Linked DNA regions of Homo sapiens: region 2 is linked to region 1. The links are chromatin contacts, found by Hi-C or POLR2A ChIA-PET in ENCODE. All regions are on one chromosome and are shown on one strand. Each heading gives the region's core, a stretch centred on a gene start or an enhancer-like site at or near the end of the contact. The rest is flanking DNA. Distances are from core to core; before and after follow the strand shown. Region 1 has its middle 83 kb from the start of IYD. Region 2 overlaps PLEKHG1 (pleckstrin homology and RhoGEF domain containing G1).

Region 1 (7,671 bases), core at 4,057-6,556:
AATGGTATAATATCAAAGTTTAGTCTAATAAGAGGGATTTTTGTGAGATTAAGGAAATATGGCAGAGAGGGCAAAGAAATTTCTTAATATCCAAGATGCAGCCCTTTAATGATACTGCAAACCTCCCTTTCTCCCCAGTAACACATAGGCTTACCTTCTCTGAAAAAAAAGCCAAAATCTTTAATTTTTTTTCATTTGTACAAAATAATGTACATTTATTATGAAAATGCTAGTAATTCTGAAATGTATAAACACAAAAATATAATATCTAGTAATCCCATCCATCAAGGTAACCACTATTGTCAGTTTCATTATATTCTCTTGAGATTTTTTGATATATGTACAGCACTAGTTTTTGTACATATTTACAAAATGGGATCATACCCTGTCTAATGTATAGAATCTTATCTTTTAGTGACTGTGGATTAGCTCATTACATGAATGTAAAATACTTATTTAATCAACCACCTATTGATGGATATTTGGGTGTTTCCATCTTTCTCACTATTAAAAATAAAGCTTTAATGAATTTTTCATAGGCAAAATTTTAACATCTTACCAGGTTTTTCTCCAGGCCTCTCAGGATGCCCTATCCAAACCTCTTCCTGGTAACAGACTTGATGTTAGCCCATTTTTTTTCTAGCTTTACCTTCATGGAGTTATCTTGTGCTTTGTTTCTTAAGGACCCAACCTCTCTCTGATGACTCATAGCTTAGAAGAAAACAATTCCCTACTGAAAGTCACAGAGCACTGATGGCCTTAGGGTTTATTCTCCCAGTTATTAACACATTTCCATTACAGTAGCGTCCTTCCAGAAGCAATGCTTCCTTCACTTGCAGACAGAAACCCTTTTTTTTTTAATTAAATTTTTTAAAGATGGGGTCTTGCTGTGTTGCCCAGGTTGTTCTCAACTCCTGGGCTCTAATCCTCCTGCCTCAGCCTTCTGAGTAGCTGTGATTACAGGTGTGAGCCACTGTGCCTGGCTAGACAGGAACCTTTTGAAGGTAAGAGTTGGGTGGGCAGGTGAGGTACCTTAGGTCAGATATATTGAGTCAGCCGCCTAGAAATGGAGCCAGTTTTGCAAGTGTTCACAAACATGCAGCTGGCTTACCTGGAAGGCTGCATGGCACAGTGTTGAAAGGTGACAATTCTGGAGCCCAGCTGCCTGCATTTGTAATCCTGACTCCAGTGCTCGCTGTGTGTGACCTTGGACAACTTATCTTCTCTCTGCCTCAGTTTTCTTACCTCTAAACTAGATAAAGGGCTGGGCACGGTGGCTCACACCTGTAATCCCAGAACTTTGGGAGGCTGAGGCAGGTGGATCACCTGAGGTCAGGAGTTTGAGACCAGCCTGGCCAACATGATGAAACCTCGTCTCTACTAAAAATATAAAAATTGGCAGGGCGTGGTGGCGGGAGCCTATAATCCCAGCTACTTGGGGGGCTGAGGCAGGAGAATTGCTTGAACCTGGGAGGCGGAGGTTGCAATGAACTGAGATCATGCCACTGCACTCCAGCCTGGGAAAACAGAGTGAGACTCTGTTCTCAAAATAAATAAATAAATAAATAAATAAATAAATAAATAAAGAGTTATGAGGACAAAATGCATTAATAACTGCGAAGGTTATAGAGCAGAACTGGCATAAAGTCTATGTAAGTGTTTACAAAATAAGTATAATTTATTGTCAACCTGCCACATTCAGACACATCAAGCCCCTCCTACCCTCAGGCTGCTCTTAAACTGGGCCCAGGCTGAGGGCTTGCAGCAATCAAGGCCCAATGTTTCTATGGCTAATCAACCCATAGGCTGCTCAGCCAGTTCTCCATCCATTCACATACCCACCGCTACACCCAATGCTTTATTTCCATTGAACACAGCTTCATAAGGGACATTGAAAGCTCTTTTATTCCATTATTATGAAAATTACTATTCCTTTGGGTGAATTTATAACAGGTTACAAATTAGTCTAAGAAATATTTACTGTTGATAAATTTGTAATAGGTCAAATACTTTGGATGCTAGAGAATGGACACTAGTGAGTTACATTTTTCAATTTACTTATCATATGATTTTTTAATTCCCAATTTAGTTTGAAAACAGACTTGAAGTGGCTTGAAAAATGCCACATGAGGAACAAAACAATACTCCATCAGTGTGCCTGTAAGGACAGAGACACTTTTCAAAGCAAATCCCAATTCTGCAGCGGATTTTACTAGGCTCTTTTCCAAATCAGCCTATTAAATTAGTTTCATTATTTTTTGGTGAAGAAAGACTCAGCAATAACCACCTTTATTCACCTACAGAAGCGTCTTCTAGAAACAGCACAGTGAGTGCTTACAGACAATGATCTTGTCATGCTCCACCTAGTCTTCCACACTGGCCATCACCAGGTGCTTCGGAAAGACTGAAAATACCAAAAATGTTCATAAATATACAAAGTTAGCTCACCAATTTCTTCTGGGAGTGTCTTCTGGGCTATAATGGCTGCCCACTTTGCAACCTGAACTATGAGGCAGTTTTTGCTCATGTAACTAGCTCTAGTTACAGAATTCTTGTCTAGCAATTGCCATTATGCATATGAAATTATGATTTTTAGAAGCCATACTCCAACTCTGTTACACATTGAACAATGAGAACACATGGACACAGGGAGGGGAACATCGCACACTGGGGCCTGTTGGGGGGTGGAGGGCTAGGGGAGGAATAGCATTAGGAGAAATACCTAATGTAGATGATGGGTTGATGGGTGCAGCAAACCACCATGGCACGTGTATACTTATGTAACAAACCTGCAAATTCTGCACATGTATCCCAGAACTTAAAGTATAATAGAAATAAAAACATACCTTGTATTAATGTTTAGTTTTGGTTCTTTTTTTGTGGTCTGATATATGGCAATAGCTCATTATTATCTAAAGCTAATATAACTGTATTGAAACTAAATTACGTTTACTTGTCTTCACAGTGTGAGAAGAAAAGACACTTCTATCCCCTCCTTTGGGAGAAAATATCATGAAGTTTTTCATTAGTTAGGGAGTTAAATGCATGAAGAAATACAGAAAGCATTATCTTGTAAGTGTTGCCATTTTGATAGCCAATTAGTTAGTTTTAAAAATGAGAGTCAAGTCAACATCTCAAGCTCAATTAGAAAAATTTTCTGAAAGTGTTTGTTCTAAAGATTCCCTAAAGAAAAATATTTTTGGCTCAAGTGAAGGTAGGGCTGTAACTTTTTTATATCTGTATTCCCTATCACTGCCAAGACATGATAGATGCTCAGTAACTGCTGAACTCAATAAATTGTTAAGAATTAGTGAAAATCTTGTTTTAGAGACTTGCTCTAAGAGCAAGAACATGGACTTTGAAGTCCAGCATGCCTCAGTTCAAAATAGGTCTCTCTCGCTTGCCATAAGACTGGGCAGCTGAATTATCACGTGACGTCCAGTCTCCTCATCAGTGAAAGGAGAGCAAAAAGATGAATGTCTCTGGGCTTCTGGAGACAACAGTCATAATGGATGTTGGGTACCCAATGCAAAGAAAAGGAGGCTATAGTTAGGAGGATTATAAGATAAGGTCTTGACCATCATCATCAGAAAATGAGTTTTTCTCTAACAATGACAATTAATCCCTCCTTCCTTCCTTTGTTATTCTCTCTGTTGGTATTTATTTCTTGATACTTAGTTCAATTTCCTGCTTTACGGCAAAATATCGAACCTATTGGTCTCTTTCTGATGTTTGATGAGGGGCCCCACAGTAATTATTCATTCTAAACATCACGTAGGATTATTGAGTAAATGTTCATATGGAAAGTGTGAGAAACTGGGTTAAATGTGTTTTGGACCCCATACACTCTGGGAGATGTTTTATTATTTGTTTACTTTTTTTCAAAAGCAACATTATCAGTTTGACTCCTTTAGATTGCCTAACTTCTTTCTTCTAAAAGTAAGGGGCAGAAAACAATTAAGTCAGTGATCTTATTGGTGAGTCTGGGGAGCACAGTGGACATACCAGCTTGACACACTTCTCAGGAATAAGCTGTTGCTTTGTAAGTGGGTGAAAAAGGCTTCAACCTGCCCTGGTGCCTAAGAGGCAGAATCTCAGATAAGGGTGGACGGACCATGCAAACAGGTGCTTCACACACAAATCACAGGAAAAGCCTCTGGATGTGAAGTGTGAAAAGAACCGCTCACCACCCAGTGGCCTTATCAGTGACAGTGGCGCGTGTGCATGCACACAGGGCTCTTTGTGGGCCATCCCGGGGGCGTCTTTGAATTACCAAGGACAGGACACTAGCAGAAGGGGTCGGCAAACAGCTTCTGCGTTCTTGAGCTGAGTTGGAAGGATGAGAGGTTCAGAGGTAGCGGAGGGGAAAAGATGTTCAGCTAGAGAGGAGTTAGGAGGCTTTCAGCACTCTATCCCTTTACGAAGGCTTTGTGCAATATGACTGAGGGACGTTTGCTCGCACAGCTGACTTTCTCATTGCTTGATATACAGTTGCGGATAAACCTGTCATCAGTGAGCTAATGAGCAGGCCCTTGTGCTGCTGCCTAGCACAGACAAGAGCCACAGGCACACCGTGATGCCTTTGGAGCCTGTTTTTTCCAATTGAGGCATTTGAAATATGTCCTGCACCATGGAACATTAGTGATATTTTGAAATGAAAAAAGGAGCTGTTTCTCCAGCTCAGGGCCCAGTATTGGTAGATTGGTAGTAAGGCTGTTTCCTGTGATCCTCAGCAGGCAGGCATGTTGCCTGCTGGGCGTTTTCCTTCATATTTCATTACATCTCCTGGAAACGATCTTGCCCTAGAGGCCTGGTTGTGTTTGAAGAAACATGGTCCTTAGATCTGCAGCTTCAACACCGGGAAGCATCGCTCCAAGTAGTGGGGCTAGAGGAGCGCTCTGGAAAGCCAGCAGTAGAACATTCCTCCGTTTCCACCGAGACAGGCCTCTTAGAAAGGCCAGCCTCCAGGCCACACACTTGCTTGGTCCTGGAGTCACTGAAGGCCTCTCTCACTGGTTCAGTGTTCCTTCCTCTAGGCCAGGCTGTTTCCACACCTATGACCCGGTGTTAAAACCAGGCCCATGTGTGACCGTGTGGGCCACAGAATATAAAGTAGACACCCCGTTTTTTTGGATTGTTTCCTAATGTTCATGATTCCTGGCAACTGAAAAGTGCTTCCAGGGACAGGACTTACGGTGGGGCGGAAGAGGGAGGAGAGGAAAGTGATGTGAATACTGCTGACACCGTGGAAAGGCTGCTGGGAGGGCCCCTGAATCAGCAGGAGTTCACCTTCCTTCCCGTCCCGCTCTCCAGGCCCCAGTGCTGGGGTCAGCAGTTCATGCATAAGAAATCAGGATTCTTTGGAGCAATTCATGCTGCCAAATGCACACTGACATTCCAGGCCAAACCCCACTCCGCATTTGAAGGTCACTTGGCCTGCGTCAAGCACACTTGACAATTGCTCAAAGGGAAATGAGGGAATTGTTTTGTATAAATGAGTCAACTTACCTTCAATGAACACCACTGGAAATGAACCTGGCAATGATAGACGAGTTTGCATGGCTTTACCTAAGCACCGTCATAAATTATGGCATGTATTATGTACCTCTCAGCTTATGCTCTATGTCAAGTATGGGGAAGAAAATAATACAGTCTAGGCAATTTCAGCAAGACTGGGGTCAACTTGTTAGGAGCATGTGTTCACATGTCAGTGACCTGCAGTAAGGAAAAGAGAAATGAACATAGTCCAAGGTGGGAGGTAACCAGCACCAACCTCTTCCTTCCCCCCATATGGCCACCCTTGGTGTCAGCTTCTCCTAGGGGTGGCTGGCCACCTACCTCTCAGGGGGAGGTGGAATTAGACACCCAACGCACAGCACTGTGGACACTGGCAGGAGGCCTGGGACAGGCTGAGGGGATAAAGAGGTACCCTGCAGAGCATGGTTAACCTGCACCAGGGACAATGAAGAGTTGGATATGCAGATACCTGGATAAACATTGGAAAATACACTCAGTTTGAGAAAATATTTACAAGCGATTCAGGGAAGAGGATGAGTCCATGATGCTGTGGGTAGTAAATTAACAACCATATATATTGTATGCTGAGACAAAACAGGATTGGGAGAAGTCATTTTCATATAAGAGAAAAGTGGGTTTTCCCCATCTTTTCCAACTTGTGCTGCAAGCTCCAATGATGCTGCTGGAGAAAAACTTATCTCATGGAGTTGTTGGCTACTTCGTATGGTGATACAAGGTAGAGGTAACCTCAGACACTCTTTCAGCCCTTTTATGATCCATGTTAACTCCCTCCATCATGAAACTGGCAAAGGGATTCACAATCCTCACTGGGTTCTCAAAAACATTTACCACTTAGACATAAATTTTCACCTGAAGTCAGATTACATAGCTATATGCAAAAAGGAAGCAAAAGATCTTTACAGTCAGTTTCCCACTAATCCCCAAGACATGCTCGGTAGGAGGGCAGGAAGAATAAATCCAACCTCGACATCTGCAGAGAAGCCCAAAGCTCTGCCAGAGACCCCTTGGGGTTGGCTGCTGCGGTCACCTGGTGGCCCTTCTGCCTGGCTTGATGGAAACGTGTGCACTCAGTCTTGGGGCTACAGACAACCTGATCCAGAAAAAGAGTTCCTGCCAGCCTCTCCTTCTCTCCTCGTCCAACCTGGATGCACAAGACTCCAAGAAAAAATAAAAATTAAATGTTCTTACCTCACAGCAGTTGAGGATTCGTGGTATAACTTAAACCTCACCTGGAAAACCAGCAGGGAGAGGGTCGGTGAGTGTCTATCTCTTTTGACTTCTAAATCTGTGCCTTACCTTTTAGTCATCCTGCTCGATGCTTGGCACTGGAAATGGATTCCCTCGATTGTGCCAGATACCCACAATGCCATAGGTGTGTGTGTGTGCATGTGTGTGTGTGTGCGTGTGCATGTATGTATGTTTGCATGTGTTATACATGAGTGCATGCATGCATTTGTGTATGTGCACATGACCTTGTGCATGTATGCAAATGTCGGGGAGCCAAGGCCTGGCGCAGAGGCTCATGCCTGTAATCCCAGCACTTTGGGAGGCCGAGGTGGGCAGATCACCTGAGGTCAGGAGTTCGAGACCAGCCTGGCCAACATGTTGAAACCCTGTCTCTATTAAAAACACAAAAAAATTAGCCGGGCATGGTGGTGCACCCATGTAGTCCCAACTACTCAGGAGGCTGAGGCAGGAGAATCACTTGAACCCGGGAGGCAGAGGCTGCAGTGAGCTGAGATTGCACCACTGCACTCCAGCCTGGGTGGTGATTGAAACTTCGTCTAATAATAATAATAATAATAAATTTTTAAAAATTATATATATATATATGTATATATAATCAGGGAGTCAAGTTTGCCTTCGAGATGCTGAGGAGAGAGTGCTCTAATCCCTCCCTGGTGTTGCCCTGCTGGAAAGAACTAGTGAGAGTGTGGGGAGGGGGAGGCTGAGCATCATCAGGGAACCTGAATGAGGCCTGGCAGTGCCAGCCAGCTTGTAGGAGGAGAGACAAATTCCTTCTAGGAGATTGCACTATTGTGGGCATGAGGGGGAGTGTGGACATATACTCTATTGTTCGAAGGGGGCCTGGAGAGTAATTGATCAAAGTCTCTTTGGGTTGAGAAAAAGGCA
Region 2 (6,685 bases), core at 1,779-4,278, 360 kb after region 1:
TTTGTATTTTTAGTAGAGACAGCAAGACCCTGTCTCAAAAAAAAGAAAGAAAGAAAGAAGGAAGGAAGGAGGGAAAGAAAGAAAGAAAAAGAAAGAAAGAAAGAAAGAAAGGAAGAAAGGAAGGAAAGAAAGAAAGAAAATTGAGAGATAGAATATATAGGAACTACATCTCAGCTAAACCAGCCATTAACATCAAAAAGACTCACATGGGGCCAGGCACAGTGGCTCACTTTGGGAGGCACTAGCACCTTGGGAGGCTGAGGTGGGCAGATCACCTCAAGTCAGGAGTTAAAGACCAGCCTGGCCAACATGGTGAATCCCCATCTCTACTACAAATACAAAAATTAGCTGGGTGTGGTAGCACGTGCCTGTAGTCCCAGCTACTCAGGAGGCTGAGGCAGGAGAATCGCTTGAACCCAGGAGGCGGAGGTTGCAGTAAGCCGAGATCGTGCCATTGCACTCCAGCCTGGGTGACAGAGCAAGATCCTGTCTCAAGAAAAAAAAAAAAAGATTCACATGAATTGCAGGCTCTGTGGAGGTGGTGGTGTTTTTCCTTTTGGGGCTTAAAAGAAGATCAAGTTATGAGAATTATTCAAAGGTGCATGAAGCACCTATGGGTGTAAAGCTGTGCTGGGTCCCATGAGGGTGCTCGGGAGACAAGATACAGATTCGGCCAAGAAGGAATCTGTAGATGGGGAGCCAGCTGCCAAGCCATGAACCGTTTGCCAACCATGAAGACATAACAGAGTATAACCCAGGTGTTGTGGAAGAATAAAGTGTTCAATTGCGTTGAGTGGAGAGAGGAAGGAAAACATCTTTTACCTCAGTCTTAAAGGATAGGGAATGTTTTTTTTTTTTTAAAGACAGGATCTTACTCTGTCGCCCAGGCTGGAGCACAGTGGTGCAAACATGGCTCACTGCAGCCTTGACCTCCTGGGCTCAAGACATCCCACCACCTCAGCCTCCCAGAATAGCTGGGACCACAGGCTTGTGCCACCACACCAAGCTAATTTTTGTATTTTTGGTAAAGGTGTAGTCTCATCATCTTGCCCAGGCTGGTTTCAAACTCCTGGGTTCAAGTGATCTGCCTGCCTCAGCCTTTCCAAAGTGTTGGGATGACAGGCATGAGCCACTGTGCCCAGTCTTAGGAATATTTTTATTAAGTGGGAAAAAAGGAATTAAGGAAACCAGACCTAGAGACCTGCATTAAAAAAAAAAAAAAAGAGAGAATGTATGCGCTGTGTTCAGGGCGCACAGACGGTGCCAGGATGGGAGGGCTGAGTTCTCAGGGACTGAGGCAGGGGCTGGGGCAGGGACGGGAAGGGCAGGAGCCCCTGGAGGGCTGTGAGCATGTGCTCTGAGGAATCTGGACGCGTTCACACTGGGAAATTACTGCAGGCTTTGGAGGAAGGGGAGATGGCGCAGTCAGTCCTGTGTTCTGAGAGTGTAACTTTGGGGACAAGGTGACAAATAAGTGGCAGGAGTGAGGTTGGAGGCTGGAGAAGATAGTAACCCACCACCATGGCCTAGAAAGGAGCTGAGCAGTGCTGCCGTGGAGCCACAGCGACAGAGGGAACAAATGCAGAAAGTGCCACTGAGGCAGGAGGCAGGATTTTGCCCACTAAAAGTCAAGGCTGAGTCAGGGGTTGAAGGAGAGCATGGTACTGTGAGTTCTGAGACAGGCAGGGAGAGGAACCTGTGAGATGGGAGTGAGAGAGAGGAGCCCTCTGCTCTCACTGGCACCCGTGCTGCTGGGCAGGGTCAGCCACAGGTGGAAATTCAGGTCTTGGAAGCTAAGGATCAGGAGACTCTTGCTAGAGGCAGTAATTGAAGCCCTAAGGTTTAATAAGATGGCCCACAAAAATGTGCAAAGGAAAGATGAACCCTTGGGAATCCCAACATCTAAGTGATCAGCAAGCGGGTGGGGGGATTTGGAGAACAGCCAAAGAAAGATTGAAAGAGTAGCAGAGGAGGCAGGGAGGATGTCTGAGGAGAAGGCACTGCGCTAACAAGGAAAAAGCACATCTCAGAGATGGGGGAGACACAGTCTCAAAGGCTGCCGAGGTCAAGGAGATTTAAACAGAAAAGCAGATTTTATATTTGGCAACTAAGAGAAAAGGGAGAGATCACAGTGGGTTGCAGAAAAAGGGGGATTAAGAAGGAACGGAATGGGTATAGACTTTTTTATATGTAAAGTTCACAAAAGGAAGAAAAAATGATAGTTTGGAGAGAAAGGCAAGAGCAAAGCAAGACTTCTCGTCTGGCTCGAATGCCGAGTCCATGAGCAGATGGCAGGGAAGGAGGAGGAAGGTGGGAGAGGAGACAGTGGCTCACTTCTTGTTGGAACGGGGCCTGGGGAGGTGGGAAGGAAGAGGATGGGACACACAGGAATAGGGGCTCATCTTGGAAAGGGCTGGAAGCATCTCTCTGAACCAAGGGAGAAAAAGATGAAAGACAGAGGAACTTTGAGGTGGACTTGGGGGAAGACAAAGGGTTCGATTTCACTCGTGCAGATAATAAAGTCATCTGCTGAGTGAGTGAAGCAGAGAGCAGGGGTGTCTGAGGGAAAGTGGAAAGGATCAGAAGAACACTTGCTGGCCGGGCGCGGTGGCTCACACCTGTAATCCCAGCACTTTGGGAGGCGGAGGCGGGCAGATCACGAGGTCAGGAGATCAAGACCATCCTGGCTAACACGGTGAAACCCCATCTCTACTAAAAATACAAAAAATTAGCTAGGCGTGGTGGCGGGTGCCTGTAGTCCCAGCTACGCGGGAGGCTGAGGCAGGAGAATGGCGTGAACCCGGGAGGCGGAGCTTGCATTGAGCCGAGATCACGCCACTGCACTACGGCCTGGGCGACAGAGTGAGACTCTGTCTCAAAAAAAAAAAAAAACAAAATGGACCAGTCACTAGAGATGACTAGAATAGCCTGTGAAAGACATCAAAGACCCAACTGAGGCTGGCCCCCATGAATCAGTGTGATGACGTCATTTCAAAATCTGCTCAGCAGCTTGGAAACTACTGGTGAAAACCGTGGTGTGTGTGGGTTCCTCCAGGTTGGGAACCGGCAGAGCTGGTAGGGGAAGGTTCCCAGGGCGGGGGTGGGGAGGGTGCCAGTGAGCACGCAGTTGCAGTAATTGGGCATGACATTAGGCTGAGTGAAGAGGAAAACCAGCTGGCGACAGAGGCGTGGGGTGAGGGACTGCAGTATTGTCATAAAGCCCGGTTCAGCAGGACTTAATGTGAGAGAGAAGGAAATACCCTAATCTGTAATTGAAGAAGGGACTTTTGGAGTCCTGCCTTAGAGGTGGGACGGTTTTGAGTGTGATCAGGTTCTGGAGGTGGCTCTGATTCTGTGCTGCTGCTCTGGAGTGGAGGAAAAGGTCATTAGAAAGTGGTCAAGGAACTAGGGTGGTGGGTGGATTATTCACATGGATGGTGAAACAGTCCAAGTTGGGGCTGGGAGGAGTGAGGTGGAGCAGACAATGGGATGATGATCATGAAAATTGAACTGGGTGGAAAATAAGGGCTGAGATTTCTGAGAAAGGGGACAGTCTGTTTTGTTCTCTGTATATTTTGACAAGCATTTGAAGCTTGTTCTCAGGACTGCCAGCAATGATTTGGTCCTCAGGAAATGAATGTGCATAGGTGTGGACTTGGACCTAAGCATGAGTTTTCATTTCGTCAGGGTGTTATGAGATGAAAGGGAGCTCATGCAGAGAGGGGACTGCATTTTCTTTATGATTAGTCATTTTGTTGCTGGCCTGGTGCCTTAGAATGCCCTTCTGAGCAATGGCAGAGTATCTTTGATGGGCCCCACCCATTGTTTACCTGTCTGCTGGGAAAATCAAAATTGCTAACAAGATTCTGAAAGGCAGTTACAAAATGAGACCCCCTTACATACCTGTCTTTCTCCCACGCTAGGCGTGTGTGCCTCAGGAAGTTCCCTTTAAGTATTCAAATGGTTAATATAGTCAATATAACATCGTACTTTCTCCCCAAGTTGTCGATCCTTTCTATCTAAAAACATCTTTTCAGTTACAACTTATTGAGCATACACACTGTGCTGAGTACTTTATATTCTTATTTCACCCTCACCAAAATATGTTATGAGGTAGTTCTTATTCTTCCCATTCTAGAAAAAATAAAAACAGAGGCTGAGAGACATTAAATAAACTGCCCAAGTTTATATAACTAGTACATGACCAAGCCTGGATTGGTCTATCTGGCTCCAAAGAGCATCCTAACCACATTATTCCCACTGGCAATAAAAACACCTTTTTTTGTTTTGTTTTGTTTTGAAACAGCGTCTCACTCTGTCACCCAGGCTGGAGTGCAGTGGTGCAATCTCCATACAAGAAAAAGCACACTGCCACCTCCACCTTCTGGGTTCAAGTATTCTTGTGCCTCAGCCACCCGAGTAGCTGGGACTACAGGCGCACACCACCACACCTGGCTAATTTTTGTATTTTTAGTAGAGATGAGGTTTCACCATGTTGGCCAGGCTGGTCTCGAACTCCCGGCCTCAAGTGATCCACCTGCCTCAGCCTCTCCCAAAGTGCTAGGATTACAGGCACAAGCCACCACACCCAGCCTCAAACACGCTTGTCTAATATACTTTATTCACTATAATGTAATCATAATTTTCTATTTAAGCAGGATTATCATTAAAGTGAACTTTCCACATCTTTCCTCGAGATTATTTCTTATTTTCCTAAAGTTTTCAAAATGTATTTCTATTATTTCTGTGAAATGAATGCATAGTGGGAAATTTTAAACATCAAGAAATGTATCACCAGTCTAATAATGTCAACACAGCTGTGGGAAACTCATTAGTTACAGCCTCCCAGCTGCCTTCCGTTCTTTTAATTCAATGATGGTCCTTGGCTGACACCTAGTGGAAATCCTGGAAACAGTACTTTAAAAATTAAATGTCCAGACAAAAAAAAATTCTTGAAGTCAGCTTTACAGATACCAGGGAACTTCTTGGAAATAGCCATATTGCCCATTAGTATATGTGGTAAATAAATTTAACTCTTCTCCAAATTAATTGAAAATAAAGGTGAAGGTATTTTGCATTTTATATATTAGTATGTTTCTGTAATTGCACTTCCCAGAGAGAGACTGAGCTAACATTTGTGTTTGCAAGTAATTTCAACTCATAATCTCAAACTCTGAATGTATGAGAGAGATAGCTATCAGGTTACAAAAATTGAAGCATTTGTTTTCTCTAAGGTGACTGTGTTGAGGCTCCCCCAAGCCCCACACTTTTTCACTAAACGTGATCGCCACTTAGCCGAAATATTTGTACTGGGATATCACAGATGGTAGCAAAATAGAGTAAAATTATTTTAAAAGTTATTTTTAGCATAGTGTTTTGTAGGTTAAATTATACTACCCTTAAAAAATGAAAATAACTTTAAAGAGGCAAGAAAGGCTACAATCCCCTAGGACAGTGGTCTTCAACCTTTTGGGCACCAGGGATTGGTTTTGTGGAAGATAATTTTTCCACGGATGGAGGCAGGGGGAGGCTTTTGGGATGATGAAAGCACATTACGTTTATTGTGCACTTTATTTCTATTACTACATGGTAATATATAATGAAATCGTTCTACAGCTCACCATAATGTGGAATCAGTGGGAGCCCTGAGCTTGTTCTAGCCCTGAGCAACTAGACAGTCCCATCTGGGGGTGATGGGAGACAGCGACACCCCAAGTGTGTTGCTTATGTCCAGTCTGCTCTCATCTTATTTTGGTCACTGTCACTGCAGAAAACCCTGCTTCACAAAGATAGGATGTTGGAAATGGAAGCAGGCTTTTGTGCTTTTGTGGCAATCTCAGGATATTCGCCTGGACTTTAATCCAGAATGTAAGGAGGTTTGAAGTTGTCTCAAACATACTTTTTTTTTTTTTTTTTTTTTTTTTTTTTTTGAGATGGAGTCTCATTCTGTTGCCTAGGCTGGAGTGCAGTGGTGCTGCAACCTCTGCCTTCCCAGGTTCAAGCAATTCTCCTGCCTCAGCCTCCTGAGTAGCTGGGATGTCAGGCACACACCACCACGCACAGCTAATTTTTGTATTTTTAGTAGAGACGGTTTCACCGTGTTGGTCAGGCTGGTCTTGAACTCCTGACCTCGTGATCTGCCCGCCTCAGCCTCTCAAAGTGCTGAGATCATAGGCGTGAGATACCACGCCCGGCCTCAAACATACTTTTAAGGCCACCAGATGCAGCTGTACAATTGAAGTACATCAACTCACTTGCCACGATAAAGCCTGCCACCAGATGCAGCTTAATTGCTCCTTGACACTCACTGACAGGGTTTTGATATGAATCTGCAAGCAATTGATTTATTATGGTCTCTGTGCAGTCAAACCTCTCTGCTAACGTTAATCTGCTCCTCAGTGCTAGCATCACTGCCTCAGCTCCACTTCAGATCATCAGGCATTAGATTCTCACAAGGAGTGCTGCAACCTAGATCCCTCGCATGCATAATTCACAGTAGGGTTCACACTCCTATGAGTATCTAATGCTGCCACTGATCTGATAGGAGGCAGAGCTCAGGCTGTAATGCGAGCCATGAGGAGCCACTGTAAATCCAGACGAAGCTTCTCTCGCTTGCCCACCACTCACCTCCTGCTGTGCGGCCCAGTTCCTAACAGGCTACGAACTAGTACTAGTCTGTGGCTCG

What was found. Hi-C counts contacts between places; a loop is a spot of excess contacts on that map. ChIA-PET counts read pairs that join two places held with the same protein, here RNA polymerase II (POLR2A). Pooled maps may share reads with other maps.
Region 2: a pooled map shows a loop between it and region 1 (2.5-fold over the local background). The contact joins two enhancer-like sites. A Hi-C loop is called at or near these places in 2 of 50 pooled maps. POLR2A ChIA-PET finds 5 or more read pairs at or near these places in 3 of 52 experiments (A549, RWPE1 and SK-N-SH).

Annotation. Positions count from the first base shown.
Region 1 is chr6:150,447,691-150,455,361 of GRCh38, forward strand. No RefSeq gene overlaps it. Among named protein-coding and RNA genes, the nearest start is that of IYD, 83 kb to the left of the region's middle. Within about 2 kb of position 5,307, at least 6 of the 41 ENCODE cell types and tissues checked have a DNase peak (open chromatin) inside an H3K27ac peak, as active enhancers do.
Region 2 is chr6:150,810,428-150,817,112 of GRCh38, forward strand. All of the region lies in intron 11 of PLEKHG1 (pleckstrin homology and RhoGEF domain containing G1), which reads left to right. Among named protein-coding and RNA genes, the nearest start is that of MTHFD1L, 52 kb to the right of the region's middle. RefSeq lists enhancers at 2,933-3,032, 3,273-3,422. Within about 2 kb of position 3,029, at least 11 of the 41 ENCODE cell types and tissues checked have a DNase peak (open chromatin) inside an H3K27ac peak, as active enhancers do.